Regions from separate parts of the Mus musculus genome. Here region 1 is linked to region 2. Evidence: chromatin loops called from intact Hi-C (ENCODE). Cell type or tissue: gastrocnemius. All regions are shown on one strand. Each heading gives the region's core, and the rest is flanking DNA. Links, peaks and the distances in the headings are about the cores only.

Region 1 (7,480 bases), core at 1,246-6,245, 240 kb after region 2:
CTATTCTCAGGGGACCAGGCAGTGGGTGGTATACACATAAGGAAATGATACAGCTTATTTTGAGGGCCTGGATCATAATGCGGTGTTATGCATTGCAAATTGTCCTGCACATTTTATTTTATTGCTTTTAGTTATTTTTGTATTATTTGATGTGTATGGGTGTTTTATACACACGAGCGCATCACATTCACACATATATATGTATATATATATATACACACACACAAATATGTGTGTGTGTGTGTGTGTGTGTGTGTGTGTGTGTGTATCTGTGTACTGAGTGTGTTCCTGGTGCCCATGGAGGCCAGAAGCATGTGTTGGATCCCCCAGAACTGGAGTTACAGAAGGCTGTGAGCAACCACGTGGGTGCTAGAAATCTAACCCAGGTCCTCTGGCAGAGCAGCTGGTGCTCTTAACTATGGAACCATTTCTCCAGCTTCCCAAATTTTATTTTAATTCTGAAGCTAAACTCTGTGTGTGTGTGTGTGTGTGTGTGTGTGTGTGTGTGTGTGTGTTCTTCAACCAAGCCACAGATATGGAGTCCAAAAGGTTAGTCAGACTCTAAAGGGAATTTTTTTTTCCACAGTGGCTTCACACTGTGTCCAGCATCAGGCATGGGGATTCTATTTCACACGTTGTTATTCTCACTATTGGTGGCCTGAGCCAAGCAGCCAGGGGAAGAACAGGCTCAGGAGAACAGGGGAGTGACTCTCTTACTGTATTACCTGCCTGAGTTTTATTTCTTTACAAGTTATTTTCTCTCTCTCTCTCTCTCTCTCTCTCTCTCTCTCTCTAATGTGGTGTGCATATGAGCATACCAGTACAGGTGTCTGCAGAAGCCAGAAGAGGTGACTTGGTCCCCCAGAGCTGGAGTTACAGTACCTGCCCAGTGTAGGTACTTGGGTCTGAATTCAGGTCTTCTGCCAGGGCACTGGAGTGCTCTTGAGACTGTGCCGTCTCTCCAGCCCTCTTACTGAATTTAGAGACTCTTTCCCTTCCCCAAACAGTGACCACTTCTTATGCTATGAGAGGAAAATAATACATCTTCCTCTTTAAGAAGAGCATTTTCAGGGCTGGAGAGATGCTCAGAAGTGAAGAGCCCTTGCTGCTCTTCCAAGGAGTTGGTTCCTAGCACCCATGTGGCAGGTAACTCACAATTCTATATACTTCCAGTCCCAGGGGATCTGATGCCTTCTCCTGACCTCTGTGGATAGCAGGCATGTACATGGTATACACACATACACACAGGCAAAACCCTCATACAAATAGATAAAAATAAATGATTCATTTTAAGCGTTTCTTTCAAAAGAGAATTTTCTTTTCCCCGGTCTCTAGGATTCATTTGCCAACTCCTAACATTTAAAATATTGTCCCCGAGTAGCTAGAGTGACTTGAGGCTTGCACCAGGTCCCCTGAGGCTTCTACCCCAACCCCCCCACCCCGAGAGTTTTCTTTGTTGAGCGTCTATAGTGCCGGCTTGCCACCATCTTCTCTCTTTTCTGTTTCTGATTTCTATGTCTCTTTTCCTTCATTAAGAAGACTTGGAAAGGCTCGGCAGAAAGCTCAGTTTGTAGACATCTTGCTCCACAAGCATGAGGACCTGAGTTCGAACCCTGGAGCTCACATCAAGAGCCAGGTACAGCTATGTACACTTGTGATCCCAGCCCTGGGAAGACAGACAGAGGCAGGGGTAACCCTGTGGCTGATGGGAAGCCCAAGCCAGTCCAGCCTAACTGGCAAGCCTTGGGTCCTAGAGAAAAGACCAATTTCAAATAAATAAATAAATGAGTAAATAAATAAACAAACAAATAAACAATACAGAGATAGCTTCAGTTACCCTAGCTTAATTGGCAATTTCCAGACCTTAGTGAGAGTCTGTTTCCTTGACTTCCGAGCAACAACACCTGAGGCTGACCCTTGACCTCCTTTTGAGGTTGATCTCTGACCTCGACATGGATACACCCATGCATCTGCACACAAACATACATGCAGCCATAGACATTTGTATAGTGTTCTCTCTCTCTCTCTCTCTCTCTCTCTCTCTCTCTCTCTCTCTCTCTCTCATGTACACACACAAACATGCGCGCGTGCACACACACACACACACAGACTTATAAGAGAGATGCGAGGCAGACACTGGTTGAGATCATTGGCCTGTGGTCACACCCACCTGTACTTTCTACTTCCTCTTTAATTATTTTCTGTGTGTCACCCTTGGCATGTTGTTTAGCTTCATAGGAAACAGGTGACAATATTGTTCCTATTCCATTTGGCAGGTGAGGGGCTTGTGTAGGACACTGTGTAAGGCATGATGTAAGTATTAGAGATTATCATTTCAAAAACCCCACAGTGCCACAGCCCAGCTTTGGAGAGCCAGTAGTGAATGAGTTTAAAAACAGTAAGGTCTGTTCTAATCTCGATCAGGACTAATCTGATTGAGGTACTTTTGATTTTATTTTTACTTCTTTATTTTTATTTTCAATTATGTGCACATGAGTGCAAGTGCCCATGGAGACAAGAGGAAGCTCACAGATGCCCTGAGGCTGGGTATGGGCTACCTGATGCAAGTGCTAGGAACTGAACTCCAGTCTTCTGTAAGAAAAGTGTTCCCGTTTAGTCACTGAGACATCTCTACAATCCCTGGTGTGCTTACATCTAGGACTGCCTGGAGATTGGTGCACAGAGGTACCAATCCTCTCAGAATACCCCAGTCTCATAGTTTGCTGTTTATACATGGCTGCCCTGCTCTCTTTCATGCAACTGGAATGGGAGACACTGGGGTAGAGAACAGGGTTTGTGGTTGATAATTTTAGTTCATTTTTTAATCTCTCCAGAAAGTGACTCAGATTCCCTTGGTATTTGGCCTGAGTGACTCTTCTCTTGCTAGAAAGGTTGAATTCTTGGCATATACCACCCCGGGAGGCTGATAATTATAAGTCACCCTGGACCTCCTATCCACTTCAAGCAGAAGGTCAGTATTTTAATGACACTGTAAAAATTTGAACCAGGTCCATTTGTGTCCCTGCTTCAAAGTGTCCTGATAGTTCTATATGCAAAAGATAGCCAAGGCTCACAAGCCTGGGTGGCCAAGATACAGGCTACACATGTGGTGACAGAGCAGAGACCTGGGCATGAAGGTCACAGACACGGAGGACCCACCTGCAACTCTGGCCAGCAGGTGGGGCCACAGCCCAGCTCCACAGCCCATCCAGGTGTGCGTTTCTGGCTGTTTTTGCTTTGGGGTTTTTGCCCTTCTGTTATTTTTTCATTCTGTAAGCTTTGTTTTCTACTGTTGCACAGGTCTTTCCCTCCCTCTCTCCCTCCCTCCCTTTGTTCCTTCCTTCCTCCTTAGCTCAGTGCTCCAACTTTCGAATGTCAGCTGTGGAGCAGCTATTTCTAAGTGGCTTCCCCAACACTGCAGGTTGAAAGCCATGCTTCCTATAGCACAACAGCAAGGGGTTCCTGTTCCCATCCCTCCCCAAGTGTCTGGCCTCTAGTCACACCCATCCCATAGGAGTTTTACAACATCTCTAACTTCATAATCTAGGCACTGTCCCGGGAGGGACAGATGTGGGCTTGCAGATGTTGCAGATGTGGGCTTGCAGATCTTTGTTGGGGATGAGGGCATTGAGAATGTCATGTAAATGAAGTCTCCAGCGTCTTTGGAGATGTCTCACTAGGTAAGAGCATTTGGCCGTGTGAACAAGAGGACATATGTTCTAATCCCCTGAAAAAGCCAGGCATGGCCACACAGGCCTGCTGTCCTAGTATCACAGAGTAGAATCAGGTAGATCCTGGGAGCCAGACTGGTTAAAATGGTGAGCTTCAGGCTTAGCAAGAGACCTTATCTCTAGGCAATAAGACAGAGAGTAATAGAGGAAGATATTCAATGTCCTCCTTTAGCCTCCGTGTGTGTGTGTGTGTGTGTGTGTGTGTGTGTGTGTGTGTGTGTGTGTGTTTGTGTGTGTTTGTGTGTGTGCATGTTTATGTGCGAGTATCAGTCTGAGCACCCATATATACATGTGAACATACAAACTACACACACACACACATATACTCTCATACATACAAAATGCACACACTTAAACACACAAATGTATATGCACATATACATATATACCCACATGCAAATATATATGTAAACACACATGCACATATATGTACACACATATGCAAACACATACACATGGTTTATGAAGTCTGAAGAGGAGTAGAGCTATTTCTAAGTGGTTTTCTAAGTGCTGCAGGCTGAAAGCCATACTTCCTATAGCACAAAAGCAAGATATTTTTGTTCCCCATCCTTCCCCAAGTGGCTGGCCACTTGTCCCATCCACACTAGAGGAGTTTTACAACATCTTTAACTTATCTTCCCTAAAGGACTGCCTGTTCTTCCTGTGATTCTGACAGGCGCCCACCTTCACACAAACACCCAAGGGAGGTCAGGCTGGGAAGGTGGACAGGCTCCCATATGATGATCCATCTTGGCCAAATCCTCTATCCTACCAGACACTGGACCACGGAGATCCCATGGTGTGTTTAGGGCAGCTCTTGACTCCTAGATGATAGCAGGAATTGAACACATCAAACAACACCACCTCTTCTAGTAACTGGGGTACTATTTGCTAATTGGCTGTTGTGACATGACTAATTCAACTCCAGTTGCTGCCCAGTCATCAGAAAGTCCTTTATTCATGTGGCTGAAATGTGCTGAATATATAGAAGGAAGTTGGGGAGAGAGGGAGATGAAAGTTGAGAGCCAGAGTCTGGTGTGAGCTAGCATTTACTGCGCATCCCTGTTCAGATAATATATGCAGAGTTTTCTTGTTTCTGAGTCCTGGTGACCCTAAATGACCAGAACTGGTAGCCAAGAGCAGCTACCTCCTCTCCTAATAAGAATCACACCTGATAGAATGTACATTTCCAATTACTATACAAAAACATTGGCAGTACTACTTTAAAAATGTACAGTCCCCTTAGGGCTCTGGATGCCCTGGTCCATGCAAATGTCTGTCATTTGTATGCAGCCACAGAGGGGACAAGGGCATCTTCCATCACGGGCTATTTAATCAAGCGAGAAGCCCTTAAATCTCCTTGCAAAGACGGGTGAGTTCTGGACTTAAATATGCGGTTGGTTGCTGTCTGGTTGGTTGCTGTCTGCACAAAGCCCTCCTTGTTTCATTCCAAATGGCATGGTGGTGTTTGTGGTGACATTTCGATGACGGGTCATCTTGGCTTTCTCCTGTTCACAGCTGGGACCTTCGTAGCATCTCCCATTAGTAATCACTGTGTTTTGTCCCCCTAGTGACTGAGTGGTTTACAAATCAAGGAAAAGAAAAAATTATATAGTCGGAGTACCAACTGTAGAAAGGAAATACAGTAAGGACACTGTGGGAAGGCACCCAGGATTACCTTGTGCAGATAACTGAAAATCAACCAAAAGGGATGGACTCAAATAGTATGCTTCACCCTGTTCCCTGACAGCCTCGTTGTCAGCCTTATTACTGAGGAGTCAAGATGTCCGCAGCATATGGAGTCAGACCATGTCCAACCACAGCCTCTAATGCAGGGGGACTGAGGAAAGTGGGGAGATTTCTCTCCACAAATGCTCATTTTTCTGGCTCATTAAGGTGACTCGAATTCTCCCTTGCTTCTTACCTCTCAGCCTATGACCTTGAGGTATCTGTGAATAAATAATTGTCCTTTCAAAGTGAACACGCAACCCAAACATCTGGTGGTCACTCACAGCATTTTTGGAAAAAAATGTCCTTTTTTAAATATTTACATGAAAAAGAAGAAAAATCTAAAATAAAAGACAAAACAGAAAATAAAAAACAGTTAACACTAGAGTGTGGAGGGAATGAAAGAATTAGACCAAAAAGGGGGATAAAACCATAACAAAGAACTGACATCAACATAACTCTTTTTTTTGTTTGGTTGTTTGGTTGGTTTGTTTTTTTCGAGACAGGGTTTCTCTGTGTAGCCCTGGGTGTCCTGGAACTCACTTTGTAGACCAGGCTGGCCTCGAACTCAGAAATCCACCTGCCTCTGCCTCCCAAGTGCTGGGATTAAAGGCGTGCGCCACCACTGCCCAGCAACAGAACTCTTTTTAAAGATCAAGGGAATAAGTTTTCGTTAGCTTCACTAACAAAAAAAAAAAAAAAAAAAAAAAAAAAACCCTGAAATTAAATTAGGAATGAAAGAAAGACATTGTAACCGATCCAAGAGAAGCATGAAGGATTGTAACAAAGTAGCCATTTTGAGCAGGAGGCGGGCTAGTACCAGGTATCAGCTCTGCCAATGCCTGATCTCGGCCATCCCAGTCTCTAGAATTGTGGAATTTAAATTCCTGCTGTTTATAAACAGCCCAGTGCATGGTATTTTGTGAGAGCAGCTACTCTAACTATAAATTGACTTCATATTGCTGGCGTGGCTGTGTCCTTAGGGATTTAGAATGCTGCGTTTTTGTGGTTTTTGCATGAGATAGTTTCTAATTTCCCCTTTGATTCCTACTTCATCTAAAAGCTTAGTTTTTTTTTTAATCTCCATATCTGTGTGAATTTTTTTCTTTTTGTCGTTCATTTTCTGTTTAATTCCATTGTAATGACTAAATATACTTATTATAATATCTTATTTCAAAATATAGTCATTTATTTTCTTTAATTAATTTATTTTTTTCACTTTAATTCTAATTGAAGTCCCCCTTCCTCTTCTTGTCCCAGTCCCATCCTTACAAATCCCTCCCCCATTACCACCCTTTTCCCCATGGAAAGGGAAGCCTGTCCTTGGCTACCACCTACACTGGGGCATTAAGTCACAGTAGGACTAAGCACATCCAGCCCCACTGAGGCCTAACCAGGCAGTCCAGCTAGGAAAAGGGGATCCAATGGCAAACAACAGAGTCAGTGGCAGCCCCTGCTCCAATTGTTAGGGGACTCACATGAAGAACAAGCAGTACATTTGCTACAAATGTGTAGGGGCCTAGGTCTAACATCTACATGCTCTTTGGTTGGTGGTTCAGTATCTGTAAGCCCTATGGGTGCAGTTTAGTTGGCTCTGTAGGTCTCTTTTTGGTGTCCTTGACCCCTCTGGTTTTCTCAGTCCCATCCTCCCACTGCTCCCCAAGACTCCTCAAACTCCATCTGATGTTTGGCTGTAGGTCTCTGCATCTGTTTCCCTCTGTTGTTGAATAAAACCTCTCGGGAAACAGCTATCCTAGGCTCTTGTCTGCAAGCAAAGCAGAGTATCATTAATAGTGTCATTTCTTTTTGTCATTAATTTTCAGTTTAATTCCAGTGTAATGACTAAATATGCTTGTTATAATATAGTTTCAAAATTTATTTTAAACATTTTAATTATGAGTGTGTGTGTGTGTGTGTGTGTGTGCCTGCTTGAGCATGCATGCACGTGGGTGTAGATGCCTATGGAGGCCAGTAGGGGGCATTGGATCCCCTGGAGTTGGAGTTACAGATGGCTGTGAGGC
Region 2 (7,480 bases), core at 1,082-6,081:
ATGCTAACTAAATTCTCTCTTCGACCCAACACCAGGCCTTGGCACTGAAGGCATTTAATCTTAGGAAAAGGTGAAGTGTGGGATTAATTAATCATTTGAAGTTATTTTTACATTATTTACTGTGTCTTGGTAAGTGCCAATGCATTGCTGAGGAGGACCCAAAGCAGTCTGTTTCTTTCTTTTTCTTTCTTTCTTTTTTTTTTTTGTTTTTTTTTTTTTGTTTTTTTTTTTTTGTTTTCGAGACAGGGTTTCTCTGTATAGCTCTGGCTGTCCCGGAACTCACTCTGTAGACCAGGCTGGCCTCGAACTCAGAGATCTACCTGCCTCTGCCTCCCAAGTGCTGGGATTAAAGGCGTGCGCCACCACTGCCTGGCAGTTTGTTTCTTGTAAAGACTTACTTATCTCATGTGTATGAGTGTTGTGTCTGCATGTGCGTCTGTGCACCACTTGTGGACCTGATGCTGCAGAGTCCAGAAGAAGATACTGGATCCCCTGGGACTGCAGCTGCAGATTGTTGTGAGCTGCCGCGTGGGTGTTGAGAACTGAACCTGGGTCCTCTGCCTGAGTAGCTAGTGCTCTTAATCACTGAGCCATCTCGCCACCACCACCTCCCCTTCCTGAAGTCATCCTTTTTTTTTCTTCTTCTTCTAAGAAACCATCTATTTGGATGGTCTTTCCTTCCATCTTAGCTCCGAACTTTGTCTCTGTAACTCCTTCCATGGGTATTTTGTTCACCATTCTAAGAAGGAGCGAAGTATCCACACTTTGGTCTTCCTTCTTCTTGTGTCTCATGTGTTTTGCAAATTGTATCTTGGATATTCTAAGTTTCTGGGCTAATATCCACTTATCAGTGAGTGCATACCATGTGTGTTCTTTTGGGACTGGGCTACCTCACTCAGGATGATACCCTCCAGATCCATCCATTTGCCTAAGAATTTCATGAATTCATTGTTTTTAATAGCTGAGTAGTACTCTATTGTGTAAATGTACCACATTTTCTGTATCCATTCCTCTTTGAGGGGCATCTGGGTTCTTTCCAGGACTGCCCCACCCGGGGATCCATCCCATATACAACCACCAAACCCAGACACTATTGCATATGCCAGAAAGACATTGATGACACGACCCTGATATAGCTTTCTCTTGTGAGGCTATGCCAGTGCCTGGCAAATACAGAAGTGGATGCTCATAGTCATCTATTGGATGGGACACAGGGCCCCCAATGGAGGAGCTAGACAAAGTACCCAAGGAGCTGAAGGGGTCTGCAATCCTATAGGTGGAACAACAATATGAACTAATCAGTACCCCCAGAGCTTGTGTTTCTAGCTGCATATGTAGCAGAAGATGGCGTAGTTGGCCATCATTGGGAAGAGAGGCCCCTTGGTCTTGCAAACTTTATATACCCCAGTACAGGGGAATGCCAGAGCTAAGAAGTCGGAGTGAGTGGGTAGGGGAGCAGGGCGGGGGGGGGGTGGGGGGGAGAGGGTATAGAGGAATTTCGGGATAGCATTTGAAATGTAAATGAAGAAAGTATCTAATAAAAAAAATTAAAAAAAAAGAAACCATCTATTTATCTATCTTTATTTTCCAGTCTGTGCGTCAAACGTGCTTTAAGTAGAACTGTGCTGTGTCTTCTTGGGAATGCTTGCCACTATTTTATTCACAATTTGAGTTTGATCTTCGGGATCCCATATGTAGGATTATGGGAAATGGCTCAGTGGGTGACGTGCTTGCTGCATGAGGACCTGTGCTCAAATCCCCAGACCTTGTGTAAATAGTCAGCTGTGGCACCTGGAGTCTGGAGGGGCAGAGACAAGTGGACCCTGGGGGTTCACTGGCTAGCTGATTGGAGAGATCAGGTGAGCTGCAGATCCACTGAGAGGTTCTTTCTCAAAAATGAGGTGGATGCAACAGGGGAAAATATCTATCTCTGCCCCCTACCTACACACACACACACACACACACACACACACACACACACACGTTCATGTGCACATTTGTCCAGACCCAGGTATCTTTCCCAAAGGCTGTCTTTGGGTGACCCTTTTTGCACCACATCCCTTTCCTTTTAAATATTTGCTCTAATTGGTTCTTTCAGATCAGTAATTTTATTTGTTATGACAATTTGCCTTATTTGTTCAGCATCATTGGGTGTGGGGTACTTTAGAAATGGGTTAGTCTTACCAGTATGCTCCTCACTTGGCTAGAAGGCAAGAGAGCAGCATGGAGAGTTAGAGCCCTATTTGACCAGCATACCCCAATGAATCCCAGCTGAGCCACTCTGTGGGTATCAGATTAACAGTAAAGGTAATTAGTAGTGATGATGATGATGATAATAACAATTCCTGGTTTGTCCTTAGAGTTAAATGAGACTATGTGTATACAGTGTCTATTGCAGGGTTTAACGTTCAGATGAACCAAATAGAGGGTAACTAGTCACTAGGTGCTAGTAACTAAGGGCTAGTACTCTTTGTGGTTTTTGACATTTGAACCAGCATTCTTATTAATTACATTTAAATATTGTAATTGAAGTTACTGTGTTGTATCAGTATTCAAAAGGCCAGATCAGTTACTTGCAACAGGCATGTTAAAAACAATTTATAAGAACCCTCACATGCTGCTTAAAAAAATTCCACCCCGTCCCGTGTATGCGTGTGTATTCGTTTGTGTGTGTGCCCATGCATGGTGCATGTGGAGACCAGGGGTCGATGTTGGGGCCTTCCTTTAGTTTCTGCTCCCCAGTTTTAGGGACAGGGCCTCCCAGTGAACCCAGAGCTCACAGACTCAGCTACACTGACTGACCCGCTAGATTTAGAGCGCCTTCTGCCGTAGCTGGGATTACAGTTGAGCAGCTGATGTGCCTGGCCCTTTAGTGGATGTTGAATCCAACTCAGATTCTCACCTAGCTCTTTGGCTCCAAAAATTCTGTCTTAACCTACACCTTCTACATGCAAGTGTGAGCCCGTCTTGATCACACACATCTTCTCGAGTGATTTCTGGAATCCACTGCATGTATCACAGAATGGATTTTTTTAAAAAGAGACTAATAAAAAGGGATTTTATATTTTAAAAGGACCAAGCATTCTGCAGATGAAATGAGACACTTTTAAAAAGACACTATTTGTTTTGGTTTTCAGACATCCTTTTGGAACAAGCTCTGCCTGACTTTGCTGCCCAGCCTCGGAAATTCCAGGATCTAGGAGAACCACGTGTGGAACACATCAAGGGAGAAAGGCTTCCCAGGCATCAGACTGTATTGTTTTTCTTGGAGGTTGGAAAGAGCTGCTGCTCAGAAAAATTTCCAGGGTTTCTGCAATTTGTTACGCATCCAAGGTCATTTCCTGGCCTGCATTGCCCAAAGCTCCCGAGCCTGAACCACCAGCCAACGTGGAAGTAGCCTTGTGTAGGGGCCCTACAGCCCGGGGGTGAAGTGTGGGGTCGAGGGAAGGGAAGGAGAAGAGGAAACTGGAAGGAAACCCCACACAGACTGCGTTGTTTGGTGCTTCTCTTTGCCCACTCCGGACTGTCTTTCCCTGATACTCCACTAGAGGGCAGACGCCACCAACTGTGCGTGCTCTCTGAGGAAGCTATGATACCCGGACCTACAGGATAGGTCCTGGCATCTCAGGAGGATTTGGGTAGCAGCCTGGGACGCAGGATTCCTCAGGAAGTAGCTCTCAAGACTTGCTGGAAAGAACCTGGACTGTGGCATCCCTACTTTGCAGGGACCTGAGTTCAGAACCTTGGTGTTTGTTTTTCCCAATTTATTTGTAAAAGTAGGATACAAAGTAGCACACTTCCGTGAGGCATTTTCACACATGCTCAGTTTGGATGGGATCTCCTTTGCATCCTCTCTTCCATCTCTGGTCCCCGCCCTCCCCACAGCCGCATTCCTGCCTGTACTCTTCTACCCCTAGTAATCCTCCAGCCTTTGGAACCAGCTCTCCCATTACCGTCTCTTTTCCTTTTGAAATGGTGCTTTGGGGATGAGTTATGGTAGATGCTAGGGCTTTGGGGACATTTCCTGAAGGGGAAGTGTCAACCCTGCCTAGAACATACTTTTTTTTTTATGGTAGAAAGAACGTATGTATTTGAAGGTAGAGCTTTGATCAGCTCAGAGCTGATGGTCCCTGGAACCCGGTGTTGAATTGTAACTGGCTGGCCACTGCCTTTAGGGATGGTCACACTCTACAAGGCTCTCCTCCTCCAGCCTGAAGGTGGTCGTGAGGTGTCCTGCTCCCCCTAACTCAGGCACGCTCCTTCTTCTATCTCCTGCTCTGGGTTTGAGGGCCCTGACTTTGAACAACTGCTCCATGTGAATCACATCTGTCATTGAAACAGTCACAACAGGTGCCCTGTCCCATTCCCGCTGACCCTAATGTCCCCATTGTGCTTCCGCACGTGTGAGGCCCTCTGCTTCTGGTGCCTTTGAGCACAGGCTGGGATTATGACTTCTGGCTCTCCCATTTCCCAGAAAGGATGATGAGACCCAGAGCAAGGGAGTGCAGAAGCTTAAGACTTGATCTCGGGTCATCTGATCAAGAGGCATGGCTCATGACTGTTTCCCACAGTCCTTTACTGGAGTAGGAACTTGGGTTCGACTTTAGAGAAAACCTGACCCCATGACCTTCAGGCTCCAAGGTGGGGCTCTCAGGAGACCCCACCCTTTCCTCCTGGTGCTCTTCATAAAATGGAACAGGGCTCTGGGTGGGTAGAGGGTGCCCTTTGAGGAAGGATGTGCTGGGCATACGTGAGGGAGGGTGGCTTCTAATCACACAGTTTTACAGAACAAAGCACCCAGAGATTGAAGACCAGCCCCCCTTGAATGTCTGTGTTCCATGTCTAAGTCCAGGGCTTTTCAAGTCCAATTAACACCCAGAATGGAGCCCTTTAGGTGTTGCCCATGTCTCTGATGGACTTTAGAATGTCTGGCTGGATGCCTTATTGTCTCCCCTCTTCAGCCCTGTACCAAGCCTGCTGTCCTTCTGTCAGCCACATGATGGCATAGCAACTTAAGTTTCTGGCTGACATCTCGTCTCAGGACAGGGAGGCCCTTCAGCTCTGTTCAAAGGGAGCAGAGTGGAGCAAGGGAGACTTGGCACGGGACTTGGTGTTTGTGAGAACTCTTAGTTTTGGTGTGAGGAGGTGAAGGGATGTAGGATTCTGAAGAAGTTGGAGGGGCTGTGCTGAGGATGGTTGAGGCGTCAAAATCAAATGCAGCACAAAGCCCATTAGCAGATGCCAGGCAGGCTCATCTCTCTCTATATATAACTATACAGCCATCATCTCTTCCCACCCCTAGGTGACCTTTTCTCCCTCCCTTTCTTTTAAAAATATTTACATGACAGTGTGTGTGTGTGTGTGTGTGTGTGTGTGTGTGTGTGTGTGTGTTTGGGGAGGGGTATGCACATATGGGTACCCTTGCAGGCCAGAGAAGGTGTTGGAAATGAACAACTATGAGTATCATTCATTTGTCAAATAAGGAAAGCTTTTGATGATTCTGTTTTTATAAATCCCAGTGGAACACTATTAGGAATGACAGTGACATAGACACAGTCCTCCCTGTCCAGAGGGCTAGGAAGATATGCCATCCTGGTCCCATGGTGCTGAGCCCGAGGAGAAACCCTTGCTCTGGACAAGTGAGTATAGGAGAAAGATGGAAAAGGGCATGGCCTCTGCTTCAGAAAGGTTACCTGACTGGGGCAGTGCATCCTCTGGTTCTCTTGCTGTGTGTCTTCACACACTGGAAACACTGAGGGAATCTGACCTACAGAGGCACACACAGTCTTTCCCACCTCTGGTGGATACTAAGGCACACGTGTTCTAAACTCTGGTGTGGGAATGTCCTGGGATCCTCCTGTATGCTGTCTGGGGTCTAGTGATGAAGACACAGGTCGGGTCCATGCTTGTGCTTGGAGGGAGGAACACCCTGCTCAGGTCCCGTCTAGTGGCGCTAGCATTGGCCAGGCCTTCTTGGAACTGTGCTTTATACTGGCTGTTCCCCACTTGGTTGGTAAAGGTGTGTGTAGAGGAGTTGTGTGCTTAGTTCCCCCCGCTTGGATCTTCCCAGCTTTCAGCAGCAAGGATGCCCGCCCAGCAGAAGCCCTTTAGGGCTGAGAACTGAGACCCACCAGGGATTGATGCCATCTCTACAGCCTGGTGGATCATGACCTGTAGGCAGACTGTGCCTGAGATACACACTGTATTAATATTCGCTAGAGGAACAGAACTGATTGAATGAATATCTGTGCAAAGGAGTTTAACTAGATTGCCTCACATAAAACAAACAAACAAACAAACAAACAAACAAACAAAAGCCAAATGGTCCAGTAACAGCTTTTGTATACTAGAGATGCTGAGACCCTCTGGTCCTTCCATGCATGAGGCTGGGCACCTCAGCAGTCCCAATCTCATGCTACAGGCTGCATGGATTCCTGGGGAGGTGCTAGTCTTTGGATCATGTTGGAAGGACAAAGAAATTGGGTTCTGATGTCAGCAAAGGATGGCACTCCTATCACCACCACGGCCATCATCATTACTATTCTCCTCCCCCTCCCCCTCCCCCTCCTCTTCTTCCGCAGCAGATGACGCACACACCCACTATTTAGAAGTGAAGGCAGGCAAGTAAGAAATACCGCCTTTTCCTCTAACCTCTTTGTATCCGGGCTGCCACTGGAAATTGCTCTGTCCCATGGGGAAGAGTCTTCTCCTCTCAGCCCATCCTTTCCTAGAAATGGCCCCACAGACATGTCTAGAATTGTGTCTCTCAGCTGATTCAAGATCCGATCGGACTGAGATTAACCTCATGCACACAGGGAGCCTCCATGAAGATCGGCTGGGAGCACCTTGTGAGCACTCCACAGCTCTACCCCAGATGGCTGACTTGATGCCCAGAGACAGGGGCCCTCCAGTGGGTGAGTCCACTTCTCAGGGCCTTCCGCAATCTCATAATCTGCAAAGTACCAAGTCAATGATGCCCGGCTCTCTGGCTGAATTCTGTCAGTGGCAGTGGCTCCAGATGGGGTGTCCAAGCTACATCCATGGTGAAGACAGGTTGTCCCCAGGACCTGGTCTGCTCTACAGAGCCTGCTCAGGGGTCCCCAGGGACCCCTGCATTCAATCCCCTTGACTCAGATGAGAAGTTGGCTTTGTTTAGACACATCTATCCTCTCCATGGATAGAATGAGGTCAGGCTGATATAGAGGCTGTAGAGACATCTTCCTTGTTCATCCCTGGCTCTGCCATAGTAGGCTCTGCATGGTACCCCTAACTCTCCCTGACTCTCATCCCTTTACCCCACCCCCAGGTTCCTCAGTCTCCATGAGGTGGCTGTGGAGCTGAACAGACAAGGTCGCTGTCAGGGCAGATACACCTTGCATGAAATCCCTGTATCTTAAGCCACAGAATTAATTTTTTTTTTTTACAGAGTTTGTAAGTTTTGAATAAAGAAATCTCTGGGTCCTGGAGCAGAGCCAGGAAG

What was found. Peaks named below come from ENCODE experiments on the same cell type or tissue, not always from the same donor. Only the 100,000 strongest peaks of a DNase experiment are listed, where the experiment ranks them.
Region 1: a loop joins it to region 2, with 3 times the contacts of the local background. A loop is called at or near these places in 9 of 42 quality-filtered maps.

Annotation. Positions count from the first base shown.
Region 1 is chr9:68,251,246-68,258,725 of GRCm38, forward strand. No RefSeq gene overlaps it. Among named protein-coding and RNA genes, the nearest start is that of Gm22382, 26 kb to the right of the region's middle. In gastrocnemius, for the core only: a CTCF peak has its summit at 3,175 (motif pointing right); a DNase peak (open chromatin) is centred at 3,170.
Region 2 is chr9:68,011,715-68,019,194 of GRCm38, forward strand. Gm20745 (predicted gene, 20745) reads right to left here. Exons shown (of 3, transcript NR_045745.1): 3 at 6,250-7,480. Among named protein-coding and RNA genes, the nearest start is that of Gm20745, 10 kb to the right of the region's middle. In gastrocnemius, for the core only: CTCF peaks have their summits at 3,547 (motif pointing right) and 4,996; DNase peaks (open chromatin) are centred at 3,546 and 5,036; H3K4me3 peaks cover 424 bases; H3K27ac peaks cover 1,343 bases.